5 separate regions of the Homo sapiens genome follow, and all the other regions are linked to region 5. A link is a contact called in ENCODE Hi-C or POLR2A ChIA-PET data. All regions are on one chromosome and are shown on one strand. The core of a region is the stretch at or near the end of the contact, and the rest is flanking DNA. Distances in the headings are between cores, read along the strand shown. Region 1 has its middle 200 kb from the start of ZPLD1. Region 2 holds the start of TRMT10C (tRNA methyltransferase 10C, mitochondrial RNase P subunit). Region 3 holds the start of ZBTB11-AS1 (ZBTB11 antisense RNA 1). Region 4 has its middle 98 kb from the start of RDUR. Region 5 overlaps LOC105374021 (a long non-coding RNA gene).

Evidence for each region. A loop is a pair of places that touch in the nucleus more often than their neighbours do. ChIA-PET counts read pairs that join two places held with the same protein, here RNA polymerase II (POLR2A). Pooled maps may share reads with other maps.
Region 1: a loop to region 5 is called in a map of B cell, with 7 times the contacts of the local background. The contact joins two enhancer-like sites. A Hi-C loop is called at or near these places in 2 of 168 maps with a recorded cell type or tissue (B cell and OCI-LY7) and 3 of 50 pooled maps.
Region 2: a pooled map shows a loop between it and region 5 (6-fold over the local background). The contact joins the promoter of TRMT10C here to the enhancer-like site in region 5. A Hi-C loop is called at or near these places in 2 of 37 single-sample maps with no recorded cell type and 4 of 50 pooled maps. POLR2A ChIA-PET finds 5 or more read pairs at or near these places in 1 of 52 experiments (activated B cell).
Region 3: a loop to region 5 is called in a pooled map, with 7 times the contacts of the local background. The contact joins the promoter of ZBTB11-AS1 here to the enhancer-like site in region 5. A Hi-C loop is called at or near these places in 2 of 37 single-sample maps with no recorded cell type and 2 of 50 pooled maps.
Region 4: a loop to region 5 is called in a map with no recorded cell type, with 6 times the contacts of the local background. The contact joins two enhancer-like sites. A Hi-C loop is called at or near these places in 2 of 37 single-sample maps with no recorded cell type and 4 of 50 pooled maps.

The regions. Positions count from the first base shown.
Region 1 is chr3:102,237,346-102,240,493 of GRCh38, reverse strand. No RefSeq gene overlaps it. Among named protein-coding and RNA genes, the nearest start is that of ZPLD1, 200 kb to the left of the region's middle. Within about 2 kb of position 1,898, at least 2 of the 41 ENCODE cell types and tissues checked have a DNase peak (open chromatin) inside an H3K27ac peak, as active enhancers do.
Region 2 is chr3:101,560,345-101,563,542 of GRCh38, reverse strand. TRMT10C (tRNA methyltransferase 10C, mitochondrial RNase P subunit) reads right to left here and starts at 1,675. Exons shown (of 2, transcript NM_017819.4): 1 at 1,540-1,675. RefSeq lists enhancers at 1,540-1,609, 1,620-1,689.
Region 3 is chr3:101,675,159-101,678,181 of GRCh38, reverse strand. It overlaps ZBTB11-AS1 (ZBTB11 antisense RNA 1), which reads right to left and starts at 1,752. Exons shown (of 1, transcript NR_024407.1): 1 at 1-1,752. ZBTB11 (zinc finger and BTB domain containing 11) reads left to right here and starts at 1,050. Exons shown (of 11, transcript NM_014415.4): 1 at 1,050-1,577. The coding sequence starts at 1,268. It overlaps LOC124906262 (endogenous retrovirus group K member 5 Gag polyprotein), which reads right to left and starts at 1,737. Exons shown (of 3, transcript XM_047449415.1): 1 at 1-1,737. RefSeq lists an enhancer at 1,358-1,912 and a silencer at 1,629-1,998.
Region 4 is chr3:102,036,818-102,040,082 of GRCh38, reverse strand. No RefSeq gene overlaps it. Among named protein-coding and RNA genes, the nearest start is that of RDUR, 98 kb to the right of the region's middle. Within about 2 kb of position 1,307, at least 4 of the 41 ENCODE cell types and tissues checked have a DNase peak (open chromatin) inside an H3K27ac peak, as active enhancers do.
Region 5 is chr3:104,517,757-104,520,878 of GRCh38, reverse strand. It overlaps LOC105374021 (a long non-coding RNA gene), which reads left to right. Exons shown (of 6, transcript XR_007096271.1): 6 at 243-3,122. Among named protein-coding and RNA genes, the nearest start is that of ALCAM, 850 kb to the left of the region's middle. Within about 2 kb of position 1,603, at least 3 of the 41 ENCODE cell types and tissues checked have a DNase peak (open chromatin) inside an H3K27ac peak, as active enhancers do.

The sequences.
Region 1 (3,148 bases), core at 649-3,148, 2.3 Mb after region 5:
CTTTCACACAGAACTCAGTTTCACATAAGGGATCTTGCCAGGAATGGTATAATAAGCCTAAGTGTGTTTTAAAGGGTTACTCTAATCACAGTATGGAGAATGGACTGGAGTGGGGGAGGTGACAAAGGAAGCAGAGATACCTGATAGAGGCCTCTGCCATGGACCAGGAGAAAAATTATAAGGACTTGACCTAACACAGTGGACATCGAAACAGAGAGGGAAAAAAGGATTTTTGAGAGCTATGTCTGAGGCTTGAGCAAATGAATTTAATACAGGAGGTAAAAGAAAGGACTTAGAAGAATTTTCTCCAGGTTTCTGCTGAGGCAGCCCAGTGTGGAGTGGTGGTATAAATCCATGCTGCTCAAACACGAGGATGGTTGGCGGGGCTGGTTAAAACACACGCTGGCCCACCCCAGAGTCTCAGGTGGGGCACTACTGTAAACTGGGCTAGGCAGGGCAAGTAAAGAAACAGGTTTTAAGAAATTAAAATGAAACTAAATTATTGGTAAGGAAAGAATGAGCAATCTAAATTCCTTAAGGGAAGAAGCTCTGTGAATTTAAGCTGTGTTATCTTTCAAAGAAAACCTCTGTCAAAAACTAATCAGGGATGCATTAATTGGTTTTGTATTATCTGAGAAAATTGTCAGAGAATGATAAAAATCTACTTCAAATCTAGCACATCCCAATGTCAACTCTAAGAAGCTTTTATCAATGTAGATACCAATATTTACATGCACCATTATTTTAGCTGCTAAAACAAATTTTGTAATAAATTATTCATCAATTACCAAAGTAACCATCTTATTTCATATAAGAAAGGGGAGGAGAAAAAAAGTAAGGCAGCAAAAAGAGGTCCTTGTGGGAATTACCTAAAATTTATGTTTAAAAATCTGCACCCAAATTCATTGAAGTTGTTGATAGAAATTTTTTCCTTGTAGGTATAATACTTAGGGCCCTGGCTTTTTGCTGGCTATTGATTGGAGGTCACCTTAATCTGAAATTAAGAAGACACTGGAGAGTGCATATTTATACCTAATTGGTTACTAATTTGTATTAATAATCATAATATTTGTTTATATTTCTTTCCCACTAATATTGGTTTAAATTTCCACAAGTGTGTGCTGATCCATATGTTTATATTTATCTGTGCATGTGCATGGCACTTGATTTTGTTTGTTTGCTTGCTTTACTGTATAAGCAATAGACCAAAAAGTTAAAGCTTGAGGTCATAATTTTACAAGAGCATGATGAGAACTGAAGAAAAGTTTGATAATCCAGAAGCTTGGGCTAATTTGTCACAAGTGTGGTTATGAGGATATAGACCTTTCTCCCGAGGGCATCAAATTCAAGGAAGCATTTTAGAAAATTCACAAGTATTGAGAGATGTAACGGAATATGAAAGCCTGGAAGTTGTATATGTCACTATATAAATTGTGTGAGATCACAGTAGGTATGAAGCAACTCCTCTACTGCTAAAGATTACCTCAAAAAGAGAAATGTAAATACATAGCTACCAACTTCCTCTCAGTGTATATTGAGCTATATTTTTCTAATCCCAGAAACAAGTTTAAATAAAAATTTTTATTCACTTTTACCTGGACTGATACCACAACATCATAGTCATCAGGACTGAAGAATAAGTTTTGTAGTGATGGAGGAAGATGTTTCAGTGTAAAACTAATCAAAATGAAATCAAATTTATGCCCTAGCACGTTGCTACTCACAGTGAAGTCCAGCAGCATTAGAATCACTTGAGAACTTGTTAGCAATGCAGGATCTCAGGCCCAGTCACAGGGCTGCTGAGTCAGAATTTGCCTTTTAACAGAATGCCCAGGTGATTCATATGCACATTAAACTTTAGGAAGCATTATCTCAACACCTGAGCACCAAGTCAACAGAGTTTACCAACTACAGTGTGACAAATGGGTTACAGTTGGGCAGAATTAACAATTTCCACAGCCCTCAGCAGAGCTAGGCAGAGCCCAGATCCTTTAAAGCCATTGGGCCAGCCTCCTGTAGCCATGTCCTGGCTTATCCATTTACCCTCATATGCTGTGCAAACACAGGCTTGAATTTTATATGTGTACTATGTACACAAAGGAGAATGTTATGTACTTTTCATGTACTAAATACATTAAAAATGTTAAGCCAGCACTATCCTAACCAACTAAACTTAAACAAGTGTTAGAATGTGAATTTAATTTTGTGCAGTACTTGATGTCATGATACATGTCATAAAAGCATCAAGTGGTACGATACCAACATTAACAATACATATCAAAATTCTAGAATTCGCATAGCTGCTGCTTTGTTTGAAGACTTACTATTTGTTATCCTAGGAGTCAGGATGAAAACTCAACCAATGCTTTTCCAAAAGTAGCTTTCGGAATTGGTTTGAGGCATCTCTTTTTATCTGATGGGAAGTGAAAGCCACTGTACTGAATTAGAAGATGATAGCACACTCCAAGAATGAGAAGAAGCTAGGCTTAGAAGCAAGTCCCTTACATTTTCTTTTCAAAAGAAATCCACATCTTACTTCTTATCCAGAAAGATTTTATTTTAACATTCTTGTTGGAAAGGGAGCATCACTATAAATAAAAGCATGTCAAATTCATAACTCAGATTCTTTGTAATGCAGGGCAACTTCAGAACAAAACATTCTATGTGCTCTGCCATCTTCATCTCAACAAAACTCATATCCTCTAGACCTATCTAATACAGTCTAATACAGTAGTCACTACCCATGTATGGCTATTTAAATTTAAATATAAATTAGCTGAAATTTAAATTTCAATATTCATTGAAATTAAGCAAAATAAAAAATTCAGCTCCTAATTTGCATTTACTACATTTGAATTGCCCAAAAGGCATATATGAGTAATGGCTTCTATAACAGATGTATAGATATAAAACATTTCCATTATCACAGAAAGTTCTATTAAATGGCATTACTTTAGACTTTACATATACATTATGTTCCTTTGCCAAGTTCCTGCAGAAAAAGAGACAAAGGGCCTCTTTTTGTCATATTACTGCCCTTTAACACAACTGACTTAAGTCCAGTAATAAAATAGTGAGCCAACCACACATTTACTCTCAAGCTCCTTCCTTCCTCGCTGCGCCAGGATCAGGAACTAGTAAGACTTCC
Region 2 (3,198 bases), core at 426-2,925, 3.0 Mb after region 5:
TTTTCAATCTATACATTTCCCTTCTGAGATGTGACCTACTTCTGTGGCTTCAATGACCATGCATTAGAAAGACATCTCAAATGCAGGCCGGGTGCAGTGGCTCACTCCTGTAATCCCAGCACTTTGGAAGGCCGAGGAGGGAGGATCGCTTGAGGTCAGGAGTTTGAGACCAGCCTGACCAACATGGCGAAACCCTGTCTCTACTAAAAATACAAAAATTAGCCAGGTGTGGTGGCGCATGCCTGTAATCCCAGGTACTCGTGAGGCTGAAGTGGGGCGATTCTTCTACTTCCCAGGTACTCGTGAGGCTGATGTAGAAGAATCGCTTGAATAAGGGGGGCGGAAGTTGCAGTGAGCCGAGATTTTGCAACAAAATCTGTTGCAGTGAGCGACAGAGTAAGACTGTCTCAAAACAACAAAAACAAACAAAAAACACCTCAAACGCAACAAATCGAAATAACCCCTCTACCTTTGCTTCACAATCTGATCCTCCTTCAATGTTCTGTTTCAAGGGATATTGCTATCCATTGGTATTGTTCCCAACATATATTTCTAAGCTTATTGCGGCCAGGTCAGCAGCATCTCTAGCTATTCTTCACCTCACACTTCAAGTATTCCACCATTACTTTTCACAGCACTCTGGTGCCTATGACAGTACTTCTAACACTGCACTGTAATTGCCTGGTTATCTATTTGCCTCACTAGATGGTAAGGACTAACTAGTGTCCATGAGGACAAGGACTTTGTCTATAATGTTAACATTGAATCCAATGCTTGACAGTATTTGGCTCACAGTAATCACGCAAATATTTTTCTAATACCCTAGATCGATGCTTCCTTCATTAAAAAAAAAAAAAAGAAAAAAAAAGTTCAGCCTCCCTTTATTATTTTTTTTGAGACGGAGTCTCGCTCTGTCACTCCAGGCTGGAGTATAGTGGCGCGATCTCGGCGCAAGCTCCGCCTCCCAGGGTTCACGCCATTCTCCTGCCTCAGCCTCCCGAGTAGCTGGGACTACAGGCACCCGCCACCACGCCCGGCTATTTTGTATTTTTAGTACAGACGGGGTTTCACTGTGTTAGCCAGGATGGTCTCGGATCTCCTGACCTCGTGATCCGCCCACCTCGGCCTCTCATTGTGCTGGGATTACAGGCGTGAGCCACCGCGCCCGGCTCAGCCTCCCTTTAAAGAGAAAACAATTTACTTTAGAATCCCGGAAATATTTAACTGGGGTCCCCAGGCCCCAATCTAATAAACATTGATTTCAGAAGGAGTTTTAAAAGTTTTATTCTTGTAACTGGCAAGGACTTAGAATACCACAGAAATGAAAACCCCAATTGTAAAAAGCAATCAAGTACATCATTTCAGGAACCACTGATTTTGTTTCAGGTACTGTACTAGTTATAGTTTATTAAAATCACTGGGCTTCCTCTTACCCGTGGGCCTTCCGAACGCACATGCTCCACTAAGTGCATCTTGGAACGTCTCCGGCGTCCTCCCACCCCCAACACACACATTAGGCGAAAGAAGAAACTCGCTTACCAGGAGTGCAGAGATAGTGGTTCCCGCTGGCGCAAAGAACAGGGACCCTGGAGGACGAAGGACTCCGACGTACGGACGCCCAGGGATCCGCGCCGAAGCTAGCACGCAGCCTACCCAACAGTCTACACAGCCGACCAGAGCGGTCGCTGGGGCTCAGCCGGAAGTTCCGCCCTCTCCCTTCCGGCGCTGCTTTTTACGTCACAGCACGCAAAGAACGCTTTCTTGGCTAAAAGAAGCGCCTTAGAGGAGACGGCTGTCAGTAGGCAACTGGGTACTCGAAGACTACGCTCTCAGTTGTCACGGAGTTGTAGCTGTGTTGTGTTGTGTTTTCCTCCATATATCCTAAAAACTTCTTCTGGGCCGGGCCAGTTGGCTTACGCCTGTTATCCCAGTGCTTTGGGCGGCCGAGGCGGGCGGATCACTTGGGGTCAGGAGTTTGAGACCAGCCTGGCCAACATAGTGAAACCCCGTCTCTACTAAAAATACAAAAATTAGCCAGGTGTGGTGGCGCGCGCCTGTAATCCCAGTTGCTCGGGAGGCTGAGGCAGGAGAATCGCTTGAACCTGGGAGGCGGAGGTTGCGGTGAGCTGAGATCGCGCCACTGCACTCCAGCCTGGGCGACAGAGCAAGACTCTCTGTCTCAAAAAAAAAAAAAAAAAAAAAAAAAAACTGTTTCTAATCCTCTTTTCAACCTACTCTCTGTTTGGGCCCTGTATTTATAAACATTTGCTGACAGAGTACTAAAATAAAGTATGTTTTTTTCACACGTCTTCTTACTCAGCTTCAAACTCCTTGACGCTAGGACTTTAAACTCCTAATCTTTTTGACCAGTTTATCACCAGTACCTGGCACTATGCTTGGAACGTGATAAGCCACGGTAAGTTTCTGTCTCCTCCTAGCTCATTTGGAAAGTTTAATGTGAAATGAAATTAAAACACATTTGTAAATTGGTGGCCTTTGGGGCCAATTCAGCCTCCACATATATTTGTAACCAAACACAGAATGAACATATTCTGCAGCCATTCTACTCCTAGTAATATACCCAAAGAAATTGAAAGCAGAGACACAAACAGACACTTGTACTCTAATGTCATTGTAGCATTATTGATAATAACCAAAAGGTGGAAGCAACCCAAATATCCATGAACAGATGAATAGATTAAAAAATGTTGCATGTACATACAATGGAATATTATTCAGTCTTAAAAAGGAATGAAGTTCTGATACATGGTACAACATGGATAAACTTTGGAGGCATTATACACTGAGATAAGCCAGGCACAAAAGGACAAATATTGTATAAGTCCACCTATATGAAGTGCCTAGAATAGTCAAATCATAAAGAAAGAAAGTAGAATAGTGTTTACCAGGGGCTGGGGAAAGGGAAGAATGGGCAGTTACTGTTTAATAGGTATGAATTTTCAGTATGGGATGATGAAAAAGTTCTGGAGATGGATAGTAGTGATGGTTGTACAAGAACGTGAATGTACTTAATGCCATTGAACTGTACACTTGAAAATGACTAAAATGGAAATGTTTATATTGTATATAGTTTACTAAAATAAAAGAAGGTAGGCATAGTCTTTTCCAAATGATTTTAAAAAACGAGATCTTGTCTAAGAGACTGATTACTATCATGTTAGAAAGGTGAGGTGGTGA
Region 3 (3,023 bases), core at 503-3,002, 2.8 Mb after region 5:
AAAAACACGCCCCTAACACCAGAGGCTGGCTGTATGATTCTGTTTTCGAGCCTACTGTATTCACCTGTCTGCCCGTCAGCTACTTCTAGGAGCGTCAAAGGGCCTCACCCAGAGACTACAGACCCTCCGGTGGAGAAGTGTACTAGGCCGTGTCTGCAGCTGGAGCCCTCGGCCTGAAATGTTCTGGCTTTAGCAAAGCGGCGACAGTGTCCAACCCCAGTCCCCGAGGAGGGATGTCAGCCCTGGGCCCCTGTGAGCGCTGCAGATTCGTCCCAGGAAAGGGTGACCGGGGTCGCTGCTCCGGGATTACCAGCTAAATACCTGTATTAGCATCCTCAGCACGCACTGGGAGACGCAGCTCAAGTCCGCTCCCCTTCTTGCACCCTCATATATATTTGGTGCAAAATGGAGAACCTTTTCCCCTACGTTTGTGTAAAAATATATGTAAATAAAGCCTTAAAATAGTGTTACCGACCCCCTTTTCCACTCGCAATAACATTGACTATAAATGCTGATAATTCCAAAAGAATCTCGACTCTTCCTTGAGTAGTCTGGAGCTAGCAGGTGCAAGTTTAGAAACAATAACTCATCACTGAGGGAGGCACTGAAAATTTTATAACTGTTAACTGGAATCTAAATTTCCATGTAAATGGGCTGTCTCTGGTCCCGTGTCAAGAGACTAATATTTTTCCAGAAGCCTGAAAATATGCTTTTATGATGTTGGGAGTCTCAAACGTAAAAACGGACTCCTAACCCTCTGGATGTTTCGGCTGAACTCTCAACTGTCCACCAGCTCCCCCTACACGTGGCTCCTTAGAAAGCGTGGAAAAGGGAAAAATGAAAAGAGAAACTGCCAGGACTTAAGATGTCTGCTTAAAGACTCCCTCGAACTGCAGTGAAGGGTCCTACCCGCTTCCAAAATGTCCACCCGCATTCCTGACGTCACTGGATCGGCTCCATCAAGCCAGAAAACGAGAGTGCGCTCCAATCAGGGCTCAGTCCCCGCCCTTGCCTTGCGTCACTTCCGGTGGTGCAGCAGCCATTTTGTCAGTCGCCAGCGGATCCCGCGCGCTGGAGAAGTGCAGTTCCCCCTGGTTACCAACTCGCCCGCTTTTCCTTCGGACTAAGGGAGCCGTCGAAGAGCGCTCGCCAAAGGCGCAGCCGTTTCTCCCTACGGTGCCGCCGCTCCTCCTGCAGCCGCCCGTAGGTAGCGGGCCGTTTTCCTCACCTGTCCCTGACAGGCGCCCTCAGGGAGCCGCGGTCCGCGATGTCAAGCGAGGAAAGCTACCGGGCCATCCTGCGTTACCTGACGAACGAGCGCGAGCCGTATGCGCCGGGCACCGAGGGCAATGTCAAGCGTAAAATCCGAAAAGCTGCCGCCTGCTACGTGGTGCGCGGCGGGACTCTGTATTACCAGCGGCGGCAGCGGCACCGCAAGACCTTCGCGGAGCTGGAGGTGGTGCTGCAGCCGGAGCGACGCCGGGACCTCATCGAGGCGGCGCACCTGGGTCCCGGCGGCACTCACCACACCCGGCATCAGACCTGGCACTACTTGTCCAAGACGTACTGGTGGCGAGGTGAGACCTAGCCCGCGGCGAGGGGGCGGGCTGGCGACTCGTTGCCTGGGCAAGGCTCGCTGGCGAGGCCTATGCGTACCCACGAGTCGGAGGGTCTCGGACGCCTCTGGGCGGCGGAGCTGCTGCCAGGCGGAGCCGAGAGGGTGGGGGACGCGAAAGGAGCCGCACTTCCCACAGGAAGGAGGCCGGCGAAGCTGGGGGCGGGCCCTGGCCCTGGGTGGGACCAAGGGGGCTTCCCCGGAGGCCGGGCCAGCCGCGGGGAGGGGCCGGACGCCTGGGCTGCGCCAGGTCCGCCTCCTTGGGCGGCCCCTTGAGGCTGTAGGCCCCGGCCCTCTGGAGGTGGCGTGTGGCTCGCGGCAGTGGAGGCTGCGGGGTGCACGTTTTCGACTGTGCTGACGTTTGGAAGGGGGGACGAGTCACCCGAAGCCGGGTCTCCCGTTTCTTTAGTGCTGCGCTTGGGTTTTGGCGAGCGAGTATGAGCTGCTCTGGACACATTCGCTAGTGTTCCTCAAATTTTGCCGCTGCTGCGTAAATAAGGAATAATACAATTATTTGCAGAAGTGATAAGGAGTGATTGAGAAATCGCCTTGAGCGTTTTTTTTTAAGAACAAGAAGTAAATGTAAAAGATATCAGTTACTGTTTTTGTTGTTTGGTTTTGCGGGGGCGGGGTGTTTGAGTAGACACGGGTCTCGCCTCGTTCCCCAAGCTGGTCTCCATCTGGCCTCAAGCCATCCTCCCGCCTCGGCCTCCCAAAGTGTTGGGATTTCAGGCATGAGCCACGGCGCCCAGCTTGATATTCGTAACTCTGAATGTTTTAATAATCTTTCCCCTAATGATGTGAAAAACGCGTTTGGGAACTGTGTAGCATTGTATATACGCAGAAAAGGTACGATTACTGTGACTTTTTGATTGTCAAAAAATACAGCTCTGAAGTTACTTGACTCCTTGGGAACCAGTTGTAAGGGAGGATAGCAAGTGTCCTTGGCTTCTTAACCATCTTCACTCTCCACAGTTAATGAATATTCAAACTGTCAGAATTAGTTAATAGTTTATAGTCCCATTTAAGAAATTTTGTTAGGAACAGTGCTGTCACTCTCCAATATGGCTACAGAAAAGTTATTTCATTCAAATCTTGGTTACTTCGTCTGTGAATAACGAAATTACTGAATAGTTTCTAAAGTTCTTTTCGGTTTATAAACATCATCAAGTTTATTCGTTTACGAACTATTGGATAATCAAATTCTTCCATTTATTTTCCACTTTAAACCAATATCTGAATTAAATTCCTGTAAGGACAGACAAATGCGAAGATTAAATTATGAGGTAATGAAGTAATCAGTGCATTTTGTTTGGATGGGTTTGGGTAGACATTAGTTTGTTGAACAAATGTCTCAGATTTAATACTTCAGGATTTGTTAAAGATGATAATTGTAACTATAGGTAAC
Region 4 (3,265 bases), core at 58-2,557, 2.5 Mb after region 5:
GCACTGCACCCACTGTCCTGCACCCACTGTCTGACAATCCCCAGTGAGATGAACCTGGTACCTCAGTTGGAAATGCAGAAATCATCTGTCTTCTGCATTGCTCGTGCTGGGAGCTGTAGACTGGAACTGTTCCTACTTGGCCATCTTGGAACCGCCCCCTCTTCCACTTATTATTCACTGGCCAGAACTAGGCATGTGGCCCCAACTGAAAGGCAAAAGAGGCTAGAAAATAAATGGAAACACATACAATGTTTGGTGAGCACTAGCTCTTTATGTCACAAGTGAATAGACTACATACTATAATAATTTTAATTTTTAAAAAATGGTTATCTCAGGATAACTTTATGGAATGTTGAAAATACAAGTTTACCTAACATCTGTTGTTCAGTTGTACATATAATCTACATTGTGTTTATACTGTGATTCCTCTGTGCCAGACTGAAAACATGAAGTAGACAATAGTAAAATAATTTCAACAAATGTCAACTGAACAAAATTTGAGATTACCTGGTAAATTGAGTATTAGTTTGGATATCCCTCTCCCGAAGATGTATTATAATGGCAATTGCTTTCTTTGCCAAGGAGTAATATTTATCTGTAAGGCTTTTTCCAATTAAGAAAATATTCAATGATGATAAAGTAGAAATATGATTTTTTTTCCTTCACTCTTCCAGATAGAAAGCAAATTCTGCCTGGTGTGGTGGCTCAAGACTATAATCTCAGCACTTTGAGAGGCCAAGGCAGACAGATCACTTGAAGTCAAGAGTTCAGGACCAATCTAGCCAACATGGTGAAACCCCCATCTCTATTAAAAATACAAAAATTAGCCAGGCATGGTGGCATGCACCTGTAGTCCCAGCTACTTGAGAGGCTGAGGTGGGAGAATCACTTGAACCTGGCAGGCAGAGGTTGCAGTGAGCTGAGATCACACCACTGCACTCCAGCCTAGGCAAAGAAGCAAGACTCCAAGAAAGAAAGAAAAGACAGGGAGGAAGGGAGGAAGGAAGGAAGGAAGGAAGGAAGGAAAGAAGGAAAGAAGGAAGGAAGGAAGGAAATTCTATCTTGGGCAGGAGTTGTAGATACATCATTATCCTGACAATCAGAACCATGATTTGGAAAGATTAATCTGATGGAAATATGCAAATAGGTTAAAAACTATTGTCAAAGAAAGCAGTTAAGCAGCTCATACCAAAGTTCAGCTGTGAAGTAAATGATGACTGTGTGCCGTTTCACACAAGAAGTACTTCATGAATAGGAACCTTCTTTCAGACTGAAACCAGAAACAATCTTAGTTGCTAAACTTCATTAGGAGAGAAGTTACCATGCATAAATGATATGTCTTATGACCACCGGATCTTCCAGATTCCCCTTCCAGTATGTTGGTGCCTTCAAGTGAGAGAGATAAAGTTCTCTCAGCTTCTTCTCTTGTGGCTGAGTTTGCCACAACCAGCAGCCCTGACACACACTATTGGTAAACAAAGCAGAAGTAATGTCACAAGGCATGGGCTTGCCGAGAAGGGTGCCCAAAATAGCAAACCTCATAGCTTAATTTAGAAGAATCTTTACAATGTCAAGCTTACAAAGGTTAAAAAAAAAAAAAAAAAAAGAAACAAAGAAAGAAAAAAGAAATGTGGGGCTAAGCATGGTGGTTCATGCCTGTAATCCCAACACTTTGGGAGGCTGAGGGCTGAGGTGAGGATATCTTGGGGCCAAGAGTTTAAGACCAGTCTGGGCACCATAGTGAGACACTCTCTCTAGAAAAAAAAAAAACTTAAAAATTAGCCCAGTGTGCTAGTTTGGGCCTGTAGTCCTAGCTACTCTGGAGGCCGATGAAGAAATCTCATGAGCCTAGGAGTTCAAGGCTGCAGTGAGCTATGGTCATACCACTGCACTCCAGTCTGGGCCACAGAGCAGGACCTTGTCCAAAAAAAAAGGGAATGTGGTAGCATTTTCAACAAGTATAAACTATGTGGTCTTGTCTATTCACAGATCATTTAAAGATGAAAGCTTTAATTGGGGGGAAAGCCATATCAGCCAATGGCACTGTGAATTTTTGGCAGAGGCATCATCAATTCTAATAACTTTTATCAAAACCAATGGTTTTAAGCATTCAAGCTTTTATTTACCCCTCTGTGGTCTGAAATAACCATTGGCGTTTGGAGCTGTTTTTGTTTATTTAATTTGGTTTTGTTTTAATTGGTCTTGAAGTCAACATACTCAGGATTTGCAATGTAGAAATGAGTTCTATGAAGGCAGCAGATTCTTGATTTCTTTCGGTCTATAAGTCTTCCCCATTAAAAGCCTATACTCTGGCCAATAAGAACTAGAAGTAGAAAATAAAGTTAAAAGCAAGCTCAACATAGTGAGGTTCTAACTCCATATGTTGCGTTTATGGAGGCTTGTTTCTCTAACTCTTTCCTGGTCCTCAGACACCATGGGAGAATAAAAGTAAGCCACTGGTACCTTCTTCTGCCGTAAACTTTTCTCCAACATAAACACATATTTATGTTGACATGAACATAAACACACAGTCACACACACTCATTGCTTTGGAAATGGTAATTCCCATTAGAAACATGCAAGTTTAAATTTAATGTTCTTTGTACTTAGTGGTAATTCACTTATACTTATTTTCTTTGAGAGAGTGAGACAGGAAAGAATCTCAAGAATCTTTAAAGAAATGCAGAGAAGGCTAGCTGTGCCAGGTAACTGACGAAAAGCAAATTAAGGTCTCCGTTTTCAAAAGAAGAATGAAGTTAGATTTCACAAACTCAAATAATGAAAATATTATCAAAGGCAGGCTGAGCACAATGTCTCATGCCTGTAATCCCACCACTTTGAGAGGCCATGGTGGGCAGATCAGTTGAGTCCAGGAGTTCAAGACCAGCCTGAACAACACAGTGAGACCTTGTGTCTAGAAAAAAAGAAAAAGAAATAAAATATTATCCACGACATTAATAAACAGATAGCTTGTGAACTTAAGAAGGGGAAATGATAGGTCACTAGAAGACATCGTGGATGCACTAAGAACACATTATATGAGGCTGAGTTCATTTCCATTTTTGAGAATTCAACTAAGTATAAGAGCAGAACTCCATAACTATTGTGTATTTAGAGTTTATAATACATTTCATCTTTCATAATCTCCATGAATACCAGTGAAGAAGTAGAGGCTAAATGCTAGTGGCGTTCAGTGGTTTAACGTAGAGTTGAATGACTAAACTCCCCAGGCTCAGAATCTGTGCCCACCTGAGTTAGTTGCCCA
Region 5 (3,122 bases), core at 354-2,853:
CCCTTATGCCTCCTGGGTTGAATTATTTCTTCTGAGGAGGCAAGAATTGAGGTTGTGGCAGACCAGTACAGATTTACTGCCGGGAACATGCATTGGTGCTGTGTGACTTGGATATGTTCTGCTCCTAAAACCCTAATGTGGATGACTTATTTTTCTGGTTTTTTTGTTTTGTTTTGTTTTGTTTTTGTTGTTGTTTTTTTTCTTATTGATTGATCTCTTATTTTGATGTTTTATCTATCCAGGTCATATGAAATGATCTGGCCTTCATGCACAGGTGGACAACCAAAAGTTTAGGAGCCCCAAGAATATAGCCAAACAGAAATGTGAGTTATACCTCATTTGCAGCTAGTGAAGTTTTGATTTTTTGGCTGGTCTGTGGGAGTGGTCTGAATCTTGGAAGAACTTCGTCTTTCTGTTTCGTCTTTGGAGTCCTTGGTTACAACCATAGAGAGGCTACGTAGTTTGGTCTTGAGTCACTTGTTAAATATATCTTTAGTTAAGATTTTGGTTTATATTCAGAGAATAATTTTTTTTTTAACTTTTCCTTTTTCTGTTTGCTTCCTGCATTCTCATTTGAGCTAACAGGAAATTTTATATTCAAAAGAAGAAATTTGATTAGTAATTACCCTGAACTTCTAAAAACTTCCATTATTTCTTTGTCTTTTGAGATGTAAATTCTCTCTCCAGTCTTACCTGAGAAATAATTCCTTTTTAAATGCAAATTTCAAGGAAAGAAAAGCCAGGAAACAGAAGTGTTTGCTGTTTGTTTGGCTAAAACCTCTAATGAGATATTTAAAGATTTCTTTTTTAAGAGCTTTATGGTCAAAAATTAACTTAATTAAAAGCTGATATTCAGGCTACAATTTTTTTAAAAGCCTCCCTGCTTTTTCTGTTTTGGATCCTGTTTCTACTATGGAATTTCTTTTAGTCCACAGAAGCTCCTTTTAATTATATGTTCGTTCCTCTGTCTACTTCCTTTTTTGTTGGCATGATTTCTGCTGAGAATAATATAAAACTTTATCGACCTTTTTGAAAACTCCCCAGTTTGCTGCTTTAGGATTTGTTCTTCCTTTTACCTCTGCCCCCATTTCTTTTGTCATCTTGATACTCTTTGAGGAAGGAAGAAAAGGTGCCACTGACCCTCTTTTTCCTCCTCACGAAGCCTTAAGAGTGAGAAGTCAGTTCCTCTCAGGTCCAAGGCTCTATTATCTTTCATATGAAGCTCCCTAATCTCCTGGCTCTTAGGAGGTGGAGTACCAAGGCTTGCTTTATAACTGACAAGTCACTGGTAAGAGCTACAATTTTAAAGGTAACTAACAATGTTACAGCAACCAGTTATTACGGCAGAAGGCAAATTCTTACTTTCTACCTTCTTCATTTCTTTGCATGCTTAGGTAAGAAAAGACTCAGGTATATGACTAAGTCAGACCCAACTGACAATCAGACAGTTATTTGAAACAGGCTTCCGAATTGTCTTTTAGGTTCATCTGTATGTAACCGCCCAATAGGTTCACCTTGCCTAGACAGAACCGATTTATCAAGACAGGGAAATTGCAATAGAGAAAGAGTTTCATTTACACAGAGCTGGCTGTACAGGAGACCAGAGTTTCATTATTACTCAAATCAATCTTTCTGGAAACATGAGGATCAGGGTTTTTGTAGATAGTTCGGTGGGTAGAGGGTCAGAAAGTGGGGATTGCTGATTGGTTGGGTCAGAGGTGAAATCCTAGGGAGTTGAAGCTGTTCTCTTGTGCTGAATCTGTTCCTGTGTGGGGGCCACAAGACCAGATGAGCCAGTTTTTGGATCTGGGTAGTGCTAGCTGATCCATCAAGTGCAGGGTCTGCAAAATATCTCAAACATTGATCTTAGGTTTTACAATAGTAATGTTATCCCAAGAAACAATTTGGGATGTTTAGAATCTTGCAGCCTCCAACTGCATGATTCCTAAACCATAATTTCTAATCTTTTACATAATCTGATAGTCCTGCAAAGACAGTCTGGTCCCCCAGGCAGAAAGGGGGTTTGTTTGGGGAAAGGGCTGTTATCACCTCTATTTCAATGCTAAACTATAAACTAAGTGTCTCCCAAAATTAGTTTGACCTATGCCCAGGAATGAACAAAGATAGCTTGGAGGTTAGAAGCTAGATGGATTTGGTTAGGTCAAACCTCTTTCGCTATAATAATTGTCTCAGTCATATTTTTTGCAAAGGCAGTTTCATGTGTACTTTATTGTAAAATCCTCTAATTCTTATGATTTTATATTACCTTAGCATTCATTTAAAATCTTCCTCTTTGTCTCACCTAAAGCACCCAAAGCTCCTTGAGAAAACTTATGTTCTTTCTCTATGCCTTTGAGATGTAAATCTCTCACCCTGTCTTCTCTAGGACTTGATAGCATTCTTTTGAAAAAAACTATAAGATATTTGTATCTATCTGTATGATTGTTTATGTTTATACACATATACATCTATGATATCTGTTGTGTCCACATGATACAAAATCCCTTCGTTGAATTTCAAATTGATTTAAAAGACAAATGAACATGCATATATTAAATACTTTAGGCTCCTAAAATTATAGATACTAACTCAAATTATTTTCAAATTCATATGAATTGAATACATTTTTTGTAAATAAAACTAGCTTAATATTGTTGGTTTAAAAAACAGTAAATCAAATAGATATGAGTGAGATAAAGATGTATCTCTTTGATAACTACATCCTTAGAATTTTGCTAAGTTAAATTAAATGATGGCTATTCATTTAATATCTAGTTCATTTCTAAAGAAGATAAAAGATTGAAACATTAATTGCTCAACATAGGTTTCAGTTTATTTACATTTGGCATCTTACATTTTATAGAAAGATAAAATATATTTGGGCTTGTTAGCAAATATGTCCTTTTCCACATTGGAAATATGTTCTATCAGGAAATCTATGTTTCTAGAAGTCATTAAGTATATAGTCATAAAATGGGTTGGTATGTGACTTTGAAGTTGCTTACTTCCTAGATTTTCACTAGAAATTAAGATTATTAGGATTATGTCACTGAATATTAATATATATACTTAAAACTACTAATAATAAAGGAAACAATTCTGTATACAAAATATACAGGCAA